Regions from separate parts of the Homo sapiens genome. Here regions 1 and 2 are each linked to region 3. Evidence: chromatin loops called from intact Hi-C (ENCODE). Cell type or tissue: CD14-positive monocyte. All regions are shown on one strand. Each heading gives the region's core, and the rest is flanking DNA. Links, peaks and the distances in the headings are about the cores only.

Region 1 (4,617 bases), core at 975-3,474, 51 kb after region 3:
AAAACATAGGCAGAGTTTCTGGGCTAACAAAAAGACAAATGCCAATGCAAAGGAAGTCTGAAAATTGTGAACAAAGATTATTAAACCAGTATTTACAGATCGAACATTTTAATCACGTTTCTATTCTGCAAAGTATGTTTTTCTGTATTAGCTCATTTTATCCTTACAGGAATCTGTGTAGCATTATCTTCATTTTACAGTTGAGGAAACTAAAGCTCAGAGAGGTTATGTGAATTGCTTGAGGACACAAAGCTAGTAAGTGGTATAACCAGGGTTCACAGCCCCCTGGTATTTTCACTGCAGATTCCACCCTTTTTTTCCTGCATTGTGTTGCCGTCATAGTTTATCATACTGACTCAGTGCTTCTAGAATTCATAGCTATCGGATGCATTTTATGAGGATATAGTAATAAGTTCCTCATATCTTCTATATTATATATAATGAAATTCATATATGTAGATGACATTTTATTCATCAGGCTTTTCCTTTCAGTGTAACTTTTAACCCATATTCCTATTCACAATTTTGTTTAATCAGTTATTTCTCTGTCATTTTTATATTGAATAGTCACTTCCTTTGCTAAGTTTATATCTGAGAATGAACAGCTGGCTCACAGTACAGTGTGAATCAAGTTCAAATTACTCTGAGTTCAGAGAACACCCAGTGTCATCTTATTTTTACATCTAACTGAATTATAGGACACTGTCAAAGTGTTATGACCTGCTATAGTAAATTGCTCCTTCTTAATGGTCCCCTGGCTACATTCTCTCTTGGTACTGCTATTAACCAGAAATTGTTGACATTTTGCACTATTGTAAGCTTGAAAACAAAAGAATTAGTTTTTATCCCCAGGAAAACCTACCGTCTTCACCATAAAGGTTTCTAAATGTCTAAGCTACCTACAACTGAATCATAACATTTTGTAGTCTAAAGTTGATGGTACCCTCAGAATTGAATTAATTCTGTAATTCTTTCAATTTTTAAAATGTCAGGCAATTCTTCCTCATTGAATTCAGGAAATTAGTTAATCATCTGCCTTAAAAGAACTAACTTGTTTGAATGTTGAACTGGTGGCTCATTGATGGTTTCTGAGATGTACTATTTAAATAAGTATGTGCATGTTATAAAATATATTTGGCTATGCCTAGTGTTGCTAAATTTTAAATGTTCTTTTAAATGTAACATTATAAGAACCAATTAATGATGAAGGAATTACACAGAATAACAAAATGCTTGCAAATGAGACCAAGCAATTTGCTTAGTTATACTAAGTAAACAGAGTAAGTTCTAGAAATGGTCAATATTGCTTTTGATCAAACTGATATACTCAGAGTGATTAATGCCTGAAAGATGGGAAAAAGATAAGAAAAAAAAGACTCTTCAAAGAAAAGTAATTTTTCCGTGAAATAATTATAGAATATGGAGCATATTTAAATATACTTATGGACCATATGCATGTATACATGTATAGAGATTGTTTATGCACAAATATCATCAGTAGAAAATTTGACGGCTATTGTGGACCGTAGGTAAACAATGAGATGGCAATGTAGTGTTGCTCTTACAAAGCAAATTTACTGCTGCCATTACAGTAATAGGAATATAATCTATAAAGGCCAGGGCAAAGTACTGTTATATACATAGCAATTATTAGGATGTAATTAATATAAAACATAAAGCTTAGATTTTTGTATTTCAAAAAGGATGTTGATAAATTTGAAGACTCCAGAGAAGGATTTTTTAAAATCAGTAGTTTGGAAATGGAGTTTTTGAGTAAAGTCTCATGGTCACAAAACAGTATAAGTCATGTGCAGCCCATAGATCTGTTTTTGTTTGACACCTGTAGTGTTAGTCCACAATTTATTTATAATTAACTGTCAGTTAATTTCATATAAAAGTACAGATTTTAGACTTCTCTTGAAAAATCTGCAAATATGGCAATCGTGGGCACGTTCTTCTATCAACTAGAGCTGAGTACCTACTGCCCTCTGTTGACAGGCTTTGAACTCTTCAGTTTCCCTGACCCAGTTGACCTCAGTCTTTTATATTTTTGCCTGAAGACTTTTGAGGAGTTTATAACCTTGTGTTTGGAAAGACTGTGTTTGGAGTCACGTTACCTGAATTCCAATTTCTATTCTGCCACTAACTATGACCTTGAATAAATAATAATTGTAAAATCTTAAAAGTAGGAATTGGCCAGGCGCGGTGGCTCATGCCCGTAATCCCAGCACTTTGGGAGGCCAAGGTGGGCGGATCACGAGGTCAGAAGATTGAGACCATCCTAGCTAACACGGCGAAACCCTGTCTCTATTAAAACTACAGAAAATTAGCCAGGCGTTGTGGCACACGCCTATAGTCCCAGCTACTCGGGAGGCTGAGGCAGGAGAATCACTTGAACCCAGGAGGCAGAGGTTGCAGTGAGCCAAGATCGCGCTACTGTACTCCAGCCAGGGCGACAGAGCAAGACTCCATCTCAAAAAAAAAAAAAAAGATAGAAAGGAATTTAAAGATCATCTGGTTCAACTCCCACCTAATGCAGGACTCCTCTCCACTAAATTTCCAAAAGATGGTTAAGCCAGCTAGCCTGTCTGAAGATTTCTGTTTACTTCACAAAATAGCCTATTCTGTTTCAGAAAGTGCTAATTATTAGAAATTTCTCCTACCTGTTAAATCTATGTCTGCTTACCTATAACTCACTCTCGTTTTAGTTCTGACTCTTAAAACTATGAAGAAAAGTTGTATCTCCTCCCTTCCAGGTGTCAACCGTTCTGTTATTTGAAGACAGTAGACATTTTCTTCCTAAGTCTTCTCCAGACTAGTTTCACCAACCTAGTGGCTCATTACTGAATCAATGTCCCTTTTTAAACATGTAACACTAAAAATGTACATTATATAAGATGTCTTATCACTGGTAGGGAACAGAGTAGAGCTGTAACTTAATAGATGTGACATCAAAGGCAAGGTGTCTGCCTTTACTGTTCCTCTTAAAGTGTAGCTTATTTGTAAAATGTGCTAGGCCATCAATAAGTGAATGGTTTTATAGCAAATCACTGTATAGATGTAGATATTATATTAGCCCAATATTAGCCAGACAAGTTATAGAGTTTCTTTGTAGACTTAGTGCCCAGTCTTTATTGTAGCATTGTTTTAAATATTTGCCATCCCTTTTTTTAAAAAGGTAAAGAAAAAGCAGGAAAAAAGGCTTAGACACATCTTGTATTCTTGTTGGTATCATGGCATTTGTCAGTGTGTTCATACTTTTTAATTTTCTAGTACTTGCCGACTTAATCCCATGAGCTTACTTCTAATATCAGTAAAGGGTATGAGCTGTCTATGTGGTTCAAGCTGCCACTTGAGGGTTTCTCCATTTTGTGGAGCTTTCTAATGGAATTCAAGGTTCTCTCTAAGGATGAGCATTACAAAGCCTTCCCTGGCTGCTGTGGGAGGAGGAAGTGCACCATAGGTTCAAGGACACATGTGAAGTTTAATGTGCACAAGCATGCTCCCGCTCCTGCTCCTGCTCCTGCTCCTGCTCCTGCTTACTCTGATTGGCAAGGTTAACTCTGAGAAGCTGCTGCTTTTTTAAGTGATTTGATTAGACCCATCACTTCATTCCTTTCAGTCCTCCCTCCCAAGGACCAAACCACCACTGTCTTTGCAGTCTTTGCTTTGCCCGTTACATTTTCTCTCCTTTTTTCCTGCTTTTTCATCAACTTTTAACATTTCGTAAAACAAAATAAGGAACTCAAAAGTAAACTAACTTGCCTCACTGAAAGCTTTGACATGAAAAATTTCCATACTTTTGTTTTCTACACTTGTAAATTACAAAACTTTTATTTCATTTTCACTTAGCTCATAAGGAAAAATAGAATTATTATTCACATTAGTTCACTTAGATAATTCCACAGTCCTCTATCAAAATTTATTTTGTACATAATGAATTCTTTCCTCACAATCGTTTTAAAAATAACCTTTTAATTACAAAAACTTCAACGAGGTACAAAAATAAAGAGAATATCTAGTTTCAGCAATTACCAATTTGTGGCCAATCCTGTTTAATCTGTACTGCTATCTCACAACAGTGGTCTTTAACCATTTTAGGAAGAATATGAGGAAAGTTATGAACACCAGAGAAAAAGGACCTACATGTTAAATTTTTGCAAAATATGTTAATAAGTTAATACATTTGCCAGAGCCCGCCCTTGGCTATCCTAGGAATGCAAGAATTCAGAGTGAGAATCCCTGCATCCCAGCAAAGAGAATATTAAAGTTTCTCAACTTCTCTAGTCACCTGAGTGTTGGGATTTGGGATTAGCATAGGTTCTATGCCAACAGTGATGAAGTTAAGCCAATGGCAGGCTCTTTGTAATGATTAAATATTCATTACATAATCGCTTTTCTAAATATACTTCCTTCCATGTTTAGCTTCTTTTCCCTTTGGTTGCTTATTAGTTTGTCTTTTTAAAATTAGTAGTATTTTTACCAGTGTTGATAGATTTGGTGACTTTGAACCATCTCAACTTTTAAGGCCTAACAACTCAGAATTTTATCTGGAGCTTCTGAGTTGTCATTGCCAACAGCTAAGAAAGAAAAACTACATCTCTCTATGTATGAAGG
Region 2 (4,617 bases), core at 796-3,295, 67 kb before region 3:
CACCGCGCCCAGCCATACACACATTTTGTATATACATGCATACATAACATATGTATGTATACGTATACATACGTGCGTAGATACACATGTTGAATACATATTCATTGTAGACACAGACGTGTATACATGTATTAATACTTATATTACTCTGACACGTGTATATCCTATATCAGTATTTATATATTTATCTACTTGTATACTAAAAACCATAAGTTTATATTCATACCTGTAATTCCAACCCAACACTACAGGGTACATGATAGCCTTCCCTCTTTCATATTTGTAACTCCTTTCTCCAACAGAACAACCCTGCTCCCAGTATCCTCAATGTAGTTACTCATTTGCTTAAGTCTAGAATATACAGAAAGTAGTTTCAGAATTTCTAACCTATACCACTGTGAAAAGAAAATTTACCAATAAAGTTCTCAATAGGAATCTTACTTTGTTTTTTGGCAAAATTTATGTATAGTGAAATGTACAAACATTAAGTGTGTAATTCAATGAGTTTTGACAAATAATAAGGCAGTTTTGTAAAAACTTTGGTGAAATTGGAAAATAACCGCACCCCAGTCACCTTGTTTTTTTGGCTACTACTAAATTGACTCTGATCACATGGAAGTGTAATAATTTTCTTTAGTGTGAATGCCCTGAGCCATGAGGTAACCCTGTTCTGAAGTGGTTTCCTTGCTTGTAAATAAATAATGTTGACATGTAAAGCAGGACCACCAAACTGTAAGTCTTGTAGTAATTTTAATGTATTTTCCACTCTGGACAAAAAGATGTGTTTTTATTCCTGATAAATATTAATAGTTCTAGAAGAGGACATTTTCCAAATTAAAGAATTAGGTATTTTTTCATAATTCCCGGGTAGTATCTGATATTTTCCATAGCTCTTTGGAGAAGATTCTTGTTCAAGATGCATGGGTACTATTTCTTTTGAGTCCTATTATACAAAAGCTTTCAAGTACTAATAGCAGAATGATTACATTTGAGTGTATTTGGTATCTTAGTCATATACACTAGGCAAAAACAAAAAAGCAGCCCATTAATGACATTAATGATCTCTCTCCAGATATCACTGATTAAAAGATTAATAGTATGTATTTTGCATATATAATTGTATCCTAATCTGTAATAGATTACCATTTTATATTGAACCAAATATAAAATGAGGCATTTTGTTCTTTTTTCTACCATGTATTAAGGTATTATTGATACTAGTCAGTCATTTATTTCACACATTAGTTTTATACTTACTGTGTGCAAGTTGTAGTTCTAGGGGCTGGGGATTTAGCACTGAACACAGCAGAACAACCCCTGCTCTTAGGAAGCTTACAGTCGGACAGAGATAAGTAATAAAGTAAATATTATAGTAAATATTAATAATGTATTAGTAAAGTTGTAGTGTCTTAGAAAGTGATTAGCACTGTGGAGAGAAAGCAGGGAAGAAGGATAGGGCACACAGGAGGCAGGGGTACCTTCTTAATTTAAAATAAGATGGTCAGGAGAGGCTCACTGAAAAGGTAACATTGAGCATAGATTGAAATTAAGTGAAAGAATGAGCCATACAGGGGGAAGAACATTCTGTATAGAGGAAACAGCTAGTGCAAGTCTCTAAAGTAGGATCATGCCTGACGTACTCTAGAAACTGCAATAAGGACTGAATGTATATGAGAACGAGGGGTGGAGAAATAGAAAATGAGGCAGAGTTGGGCACATGGTAATATAGCCTGCTGTAATAAGGATTGTGGCTTTTACTCTGAGAAGCGAAATATACTGATTGTAAACTTGTAAAAAGACTTAGGTATTCCTCCACATTGTCCACTAAATGATATTTTCATGAAAATAATAGAGGCTTATGGAAACAAAAATTCAAACAGTGTGGAAGAGTATAAAATGAAACTTTTAGAACAAGTACCTTGCCCCACACACTCACACACTTTCAGTCCCATTCCCTAGAAGTATCTTTTCACTTGTGACTGTTTCTGTAATCCTCAGAGCTACCTCCGTAACACTGAGCTCTAAATTCTTCTTTTAAAAAAGTTTTCTTTGAAAATTGAACGTTTGTCTGATATATAGATGAAGGTTAACTTAGTTTCTGCAATTCCACTTCTCTTTTGTCCTCTTCCTCCGTTTCTACTCGCATCTAGTAAAACCTTTAGTGACCACCAGAGGGAGCAAAGTTCAACATAAATAAGATGCGTTTTTATTCTCGGGAATTTCTAGTGTTTTCTGTGTGTTTCAGTGATATTGTTAATACCTTGGTTCTCTCTTGCTTTTTTTTTTTTAACTTCTTAGATCTTTAAAACTTTTATATTTACTCGGGATCTTATTATTAACTTCATTTCTCTTCACCTCACTGATCTGATGATGTTTAGACTAGCATCCATTGTTATTTGTGTGTTGACCATGGAGAAAAATAGCATAGATGGGAGAACTGACACTCTCCTTTCTTTAGTTCCAGCAGCCAAATAAGTGGTTGTCTAGCTGTCCAGTATCCATCTAGCCTTTTGCAAAATTGGCTGCTATTCATCTGTGGTTTTTGTAACATCAGCTAGTTATCTTTTACCTATAAAAATTATTGAAAGATAGATAAATTTATACCTGTTGTTTATACTTACCTATGAAGGCAGTCATAATTTTTATAATTTATATTTAAAAAAATAACTAAACAGATTTGTTTTTGACAAAAATTTACCTTTGACTTTTTTCTTGTTATTCATATCTAATTTTTGTTGACTATAAGGTATTAAATTGAGGTTCTCTAGGTGCCTTATGCTAGAGAATATTTCTTTAAGTTATATATTTCTCATGTATTAAAACTCTCATCTCAGAAAGAAATTCACCTGACTATCGAACTTGATAGTACTCCATCCAGCCCATAGACTCTTCAAGGCAAGGACCGTGTCAGATTCGCCTTTGTGTTACTATTTACCACCTACAAAGTTCAGCACAGGGCCATACCATAGAGGATACCTAGATTATTCTAATTTCCTTATAATTCTCTTTTCCAGGGTAAATAACATGAATCCATTATATTTCTCTCTTAGAGTGTATTTCCAACCTTCTGGTTCTTCTTTTGTTTCTTCAAGTTCCAGGGCATAACTTATGCTCAGTATAAGGGGAATACTTTATTTAATTTAATTAGCATTTTTAGAGCATATAGATATGTAGGATGCTATTAGCAATTCCTGAAAAAAGCTACCTGGGAATAAATAGAAAACTTAGCATTTTTGGTTAAAGACTAACAGTGTTGCTGAAGAAATTAAAATATACACAGGGAAAGTGAATTTTGAATTAAGATTTGAGTATGGTAAAGGCCACTTTTAAGGTAATAGAAATATTATAAAGCACAAAGTCTGCATGATTAAGTATTTTTTTGCCCCAAGTTTCAGCCTGTGTTGATGATTTTCAAAACTGTGTCTCTCCTTATCATTCTTGCAGTTTTAACCACAGTCTATATTGATTCTAAATTTATTTTTTAGCCCTGATCTTTTCTGTGATCCTGATCAGGGATTAGGGTTTTTAGACCAGGGTCACAAAAAAAAAAAATCAAAAACAAGCGCCTTCATGGGCCAAGCCATTAACATAAATGAATGAAGTCGGTTTTGATTTATATAGAGAGAATCACAAGGTTGTGGTTTGCAGTGAAGTGCATGCCCTATTTAAAGAGGGGAATTGGATGTTAGCTCCAGCCAGTTATTGCCATGAATGCTCAGTAGTGCCAGATCTGATATAAAATCTTGTTTTTTTTTTGTTTTTTTTTTTGAGACGGAGTCTCACTCTGTTGTCAGGCTGGAGTACAGTGGTGCGATCTCCGCTCACTGCAGACTCTGCCTCCCGGGTTCCAGCAATTCTCCTGCCTCAGCCTCCTGGATAGCTGGGACTACAGGCACATGCCACCATGCCCAGTTAATTTTTGTATTTTCAGTAGAGACAAGGCCTCACCATGTCGGTTAGGCTGGTCTCGAACTCCTGACCTCAAGTCATCCACCCACCTCGGCCTCCCAAAGTGCTAGATTACAGGCATGAGCCACCGTGCCCAGCCTGAAATCTCATTTTTTAAGTGACATCTTCTGATTTTTTTTAAAGTTAAACATAATGTGAGCCTAATCAAGTACTTCTACAAGCTCCATTTGACTTGAAGAACTCTGCCTTTTTGGCTTTGAGTTTCATGTGCTGGAATACTTATTGAGCATTTCTGTTTAGTGTTGCATTGGCACTTCAGACTCAACAGGTCTAAAATAGAACTTATCAACTGTCTACCCCCTTACCCTGCCTTCAGATGCTTTCTTCTGCTTCTTTCCTTATTTAATGGTATTGCCATATACTGAGTTCATTCAAGTGAGAAACCTAGCAGTGATCCCTGAATCTTTTCTTACTGCTTTTTCTTAGTGACCTATTTAATTAGTTACCAAGTGTCACTAATTTTATCTTTTAAGTAATCTGCATCTATCACTTTCTTTCTACCCCTACTGCCTCTTTCTTAATATATCATCATCTCTTGCCTAGGCTGTTGCAATGCCTCCTGTATTCTCCTTGTTTTGAGTGTGGTCCCTCTGAGTTCTGTTTTCCACATTGCTTCGGACGTGACTTATCTGAATGTATATCTGACCA
Region 3 (4,617 bases), core at 751-3,250:
ATTAATATATGCCTGCCTGTATGATTGTTTTATATTTATAAATTAAAACATACTTTTTAATCTCAACTTATAAAATATTGATGGTTTCATCAGATAAAGATTATATAAAAATTATATTTATAAAATTAAGATTAGATATGTGAAAGATTATATTAAAAAGAACATTAGACTTTGAGTTTTATATTTGGCATATACAGAATGTTGAAAAACATAGTTGAAATCAGTGAGATGACGGCATTATTTTCTAACATTATATTTGAACAGAATACATTTCTTTGCCTTTCAGATCAACAACTTCTGGCCATACATCCAACAAGTAAATCAGGAACTTAAATTCCTACAAAGAAGTAATATTCACTAGCAGTATGACTGAATTTTGGAAGATAGTGTGCAGTGCCAGCTTTTATCCTAGAAAGACTACCTCCAAAGGAACTTCACAGAGTGGCATTTTTGGTGAATTACCATTGATCAGAGTCCATTTTTCAACCTCAAAGATGTAGAAAAAAGATCCGTAGATCAAGCAGACCCTTAGAAACAGAGTAGGAATAATAAAATTGGCCCAAAACTGAGGTGTAAACTAAAATGCTTGTTTGCTTACCAAAGGGACTATGTCTTTGTAGTGATTGAAGTGCTGGGTCCCTCCTTTCTGAGAATTGAGGAGTCCAGAAAAACAGATTAATAGTTAAATGATTATTTGTGAACATAAAAATAGAGCCAGGGAAAGTGTATCATTTTGAGGATTGCCTTAGCCATGGTCCTAATGAGACCTCATGAATGAACTGTCTTTCTCCAGAGAAATCACTCAGAATGCTTTTTTGCCTCCGTCTTTTGGTTATACTTCCTGAAGTATACTAACTATAGTAAGGAGAGAGGTGTAATGCCTCTCCTTTACAAACGAGGAGAAGAGTGTTTGAGCAGAGGGAATGTGGAAAAGGAGAATGGTAATGAAATATTTGCCACAGGAACCCTTTCAGGTAGATCAGTTTAGTAAAGAATACATTTATCTAGAAGATGAAGAGCTGGAAATTGAGTCACTTAAAATGATCTATACCTGCATATCTCTTTAAAGGAGTTTATGTACCCTAGAGCCCACAAATTCCTTAGTTTGAGGAATTATGGCATTTGTTTTTATCTTTGTAGATATTGGCTTACTTTCTTTGGATTTTCATTCATGCAATAAATACTTATTCATTGTCTATTTACTAGAATACTGTGTTTTATATCTGATTTCCAGTTGCTTAGTAAATACATGAATTGAATTGAATATTTGTTGAATGTGCCTATTAAATAGATTTCCAAGCTAGTTCCTTCCATAATTTTTGTAGTTAAATGGACTTTATATGTCTTGCCATGAGACCTATTTGAAATATTATTTTGATAAGAAAATGCTATCTGAGTAGAAAATGGTACAGATAACATATTTAGGAATGGGCAAGGATCTTCCTGTGATTGGGTGAAAAAGCCGTACTTAAACACTCTCCCTCTTTCCCATAGAGTGTGCTCTGATATTTCAAAAGAATGTCAAAACCAGTGATTATTCCTTCAGGAATATAAATGTATTTGCTGTCAATTTCAGAAAAGTTGTAGTAACCTGAAGAAGAGACTTTCTGTTTTGTGCTAGAGATAACATGGGACATCCTTTAGGGTAGCATCATAAACATAACTCACAGTCATCTATAGATAATGAATATGATAATTTTGAGATTCACAAAGAGAGGGAACAAGATACCTGAGTAAAAAATCAAGAAAGGAAAATAAAGATATGGAGAGACACATTTATTTATTTAAGGCTCTACTGTGTTTCATAATGGTTGGATTCATTTGCATGTTATTTTGTTTCAAATAAGCATGGATATAGTGGGCAAGATTGACTATGGAAGGCTGTATTGAGCTCTTAGAAAATGGTAGAGGGAGAAAGTTTGATTTATACATTGTACATAATTTTAGGGGGCAAGAAAGGAAATATGGAATGATATTGCTGTAGATGTTTCTTCATTTTGGCCACTAGATGGTGACATTGTATAAAAACAGCTTGGTTGTAGAAGGTAAGATACTCAAAATTTGGTGTGGGATTGGATAGCTGTATTTAACAAGTAAGCCCAAGAGTGTCACTTAATTTTTTTATATTCGTCATTCAGCCTTGTAGCATTTTTGGCGAATTTATTGAACTTCTCTTTTTGGTATTTAATTTATATGTGTATACTATCCTGAAGTATTTTGTTAATATCTCTGTGCCTAGCATATTTGGTGATGATAAACTATATACGATAAACAAATACTTAAACAAATGCTACCTGCCCTCCAAAAAATTCACATAGCAAAAAAAACTAGTTGATATATTTGATGTGTCTAAGAAACATATTTAAGATACATTAAACAAAATAGAAATTTATATGTGTTTGTACTGTGTTTACTTTTTTACTGCTTACAACGGTATACATGCACATTTGGAAGTTGGACTCAGGAAGAGGGGCCACTCCAAAGGTCCTCTCATCTGTGAATAACGCTTACATATACTGGGTATGCGTAACCCACATGCCAAGGATCCTTCTGCTTTCCTTTCTGTGCCCTACCACCAACTTCCCATTATTTTCCAATTCAGAAACAATTGGCGAGTAGCACTGTAGTATTGCTATGACTTTAAAAGACACAGTTCTTTCTGTAACAGTTGAAGTTGGTGCCTCTTGAATTAGTGGGTTTTCTGTTACTGGATTGGAAGAAAGTAGGTCCCTATTATCCTTAAGTTGGAACTCTGAAGGTATTCTTTCATAGACATGGTGTTTTTTTTTTTGCGTGTGTTTGTTTGTTTGTTTGAGACTTAGTCTTGCTCTGTCACCCAGGCTGGAGTGCTGTGGTATGATCTCGGCTCACTGCAACCTCTGCCTCCTGGGTTCAAGTGATTCTCCTGCCTCAGCCTCCTGAGTAGCTGGGATTACATGCACGTGTCACCACGCCTGGCTAATTTGTGTATTTTTAGTAGAAACGGGGTTTCACCATGTTGGTCAGGCTAGTTTCGAACTCCTGACCTTATGATCCACCCGCCTTGGCCTCCCAAAATGCAGACCTGATGTTTGTTTTTGGTTTTTTTTGTTTGTTTGTTTTTTGTTTTTGTTTTTGTTTTTTTTATTTTTTTGAGATGGAGTCTCGCTCTGTTGCCCAGGCTGGAGTGCAGTGGCGCAATCTCGGCTCACTGCAAGCTCTGCCTCCCGGGTTCACGCCATTCTGATGCCTCAGCCTCCCGAAACATGGTGTTTTTAATGGTGGTTAAATATGGCTAACGTGGTATTATTTGCAGCTCTACTTTCTAAAATCAGAATTCTCTTTTCTGGGGTTTGACCTCACTTCTTATTTTCTTTACAGAATAAGTGATCGAAAAAGCATTTTCTCTTCTGTTTAACAGGGCCTCTTCAAGTGACCATATAGTCCTATTAAACATGATTTCTTACTTAAAACCTACATCATTTTCTCTAGCTTTGAAGCAAGTTGTTTTTCCCCTGTTCTGTTATAGTCCTTTTTAAGGATCCAGCTTTTACCTTATGTTAATCCTGTGTAGATTTTTGTCATCCCAGCTATACTGTTTGGGTCTTAAAGGCAAACTTTCTTGCTTAGCCTTTTATCTGTTATCAACAAATTCTTGTCCAGTGCCTTACATGTAGTAGGTGCTCAATAAAATACTTAAGCGGCTTAAAGAACACTTAGATGGCTGATGCTAAAGTAGTGTCTTTTAAGAAAATTAGCTATGACTGGAAATAACTTTCTGTATGACACAAGATGTTTAGATTGGCTTTTAGGATAGAAGAACTCCTATGACCAGGTGTTTTGCTTTCTGATGAATGGATGCTCTGGCATTGCAGGTTATAAAACACATCAGTTTGATTTTTGGAACGCAAAATGCATTCCTTTATACTTGTTCATAAAATTCAGTCCACATATGGGGCAGTTTGATTGTTGATATTCTAAATTACTGATCGTTATGGGAGTCACTGATTCTTTTGAGAATCCGATTGAAACAATTCTTCCCCCTATACATACAACATCCAGAAAAATGCACATGCGTTATAAAGATAATTCTGTACATTATTTAGAGAGCTCATAGATGTCATGTTAAGAACTTCTGCTTCAGATTTTGGAATAGACTGCAGCTGATTAGTCAAAAGGCAGCATAATATAATAGAAAAATGTACTGTATACAAAATCAGTTGGTCTAAGTGAGTTCTAGCTCTTATTCCACCTTTGATAAATGTAGTACCATTTGGCAGGTCATTTAACGTCTCCTTTTTGCCTGTTTTTTCATTTGTAAAGTGAAGTTGCATGAAAGATTAAGTGAATTAGCACGTGCAATATACTTAGAAGAGTGCTGGGTATGTAGTATGCTTCCCAGCTTTTCTTTCTAGTCTTTGATTCTACTATCTTATAAAGGATTTTTGAATTTTTTAATGCCCCCCTCTTTTTGTCTAATTGATTTTCTTTGCTTTAAGAAAATCACTTTCATATATATTTTTAAAACTTGAGTAACACTTTATTCTCTTATCCTGTAAGGCAAGTAGGAAACTAAGAACTTTAGTCTTTTCAGGAGTTGGATATATTACAGCTACTGAAAAACTGTTACTGTTCATG

Evidence for each region. Hi-C counts contacts between places; a loop is a spot of excess contacts. Peaks named below come from ENCODE experiments on the same cell type or tissue, not always from the same donor. Only the 100,000 strongest peaks of a DNase experiment are listed, where the experiment ranks them.
Region 1: it touches region 3 in a loop (2.5-fold over the local background); 7 of 110 quality-filtered maps call a loop at or near these places.
Region 2: a loop joins it to region 3, with 2.3 times the contacts of the local background. A loop is called at or near these places in 4 of 110 quality-filtered maps.

What each region holds. Positions count from the first base shown.
Region 1 is chr1:180,362,610-180,367,226 of GRCh38, reverse strand. All of the region lies in intron 6 of ACBD6 (acyl-CoA binding domain containing 6), which reads left to right. Among named protein-coding and RNA genes, the nearest start is that of MIR3121, 73 kb to the left of the region's middle. In CD14-positive monocyte, for the core only: CTCF peaks have their summits at 1,733 and 1,934; a DNase peak (open chromatin) is centred at 1,986; H3K4me3 peaks cover 18 bases; H3K27ac peaks cover 393 bases.
Region 2 is chr1:180,480,181-180,484,797 of GRCh38, reverse strand. The region is part of intron 3 of ACBD6 (acyl-CoA binding domain containing 6); the gene reads left to right. Among named protein-coding and RNA genes, the nearest start is that of ACBD6, 20 kb to the left of the region's middle. In CD14-positive monocyte, for the core only: CTCF peaks have their summits at 1,969 and 2,171 (motif pointing right); a DNase peak (open chromatin) is centred at 2,167.
Region 3 is chr1:180,413,593-180,418,209 of GRCh38, reverse strand. The region is part of intron 4 of ACBD6 (acyl-CoA binding domain containing 6); the gene reads left to right. It overlaps LOC105371637 (a long non-coding RNA gene), which reads left to right. Exons shown (of 2, transcript XR_922334.3): 2 at 287-1,208. Among named protein-coding and RNA genes, the nearest start is that of MIR3121, 22 kb to the left of the region's middle. In CD14-positive monocyte, for the core only: CTCF peaks have their summits at 1,781 and 1,993 (motif pointing right); DNase peaks (open chromatin) are centred at 2,029 and 2,539; H3K4me3 peaks cover 389 bases; H3K27ac peaks cover 445 bases.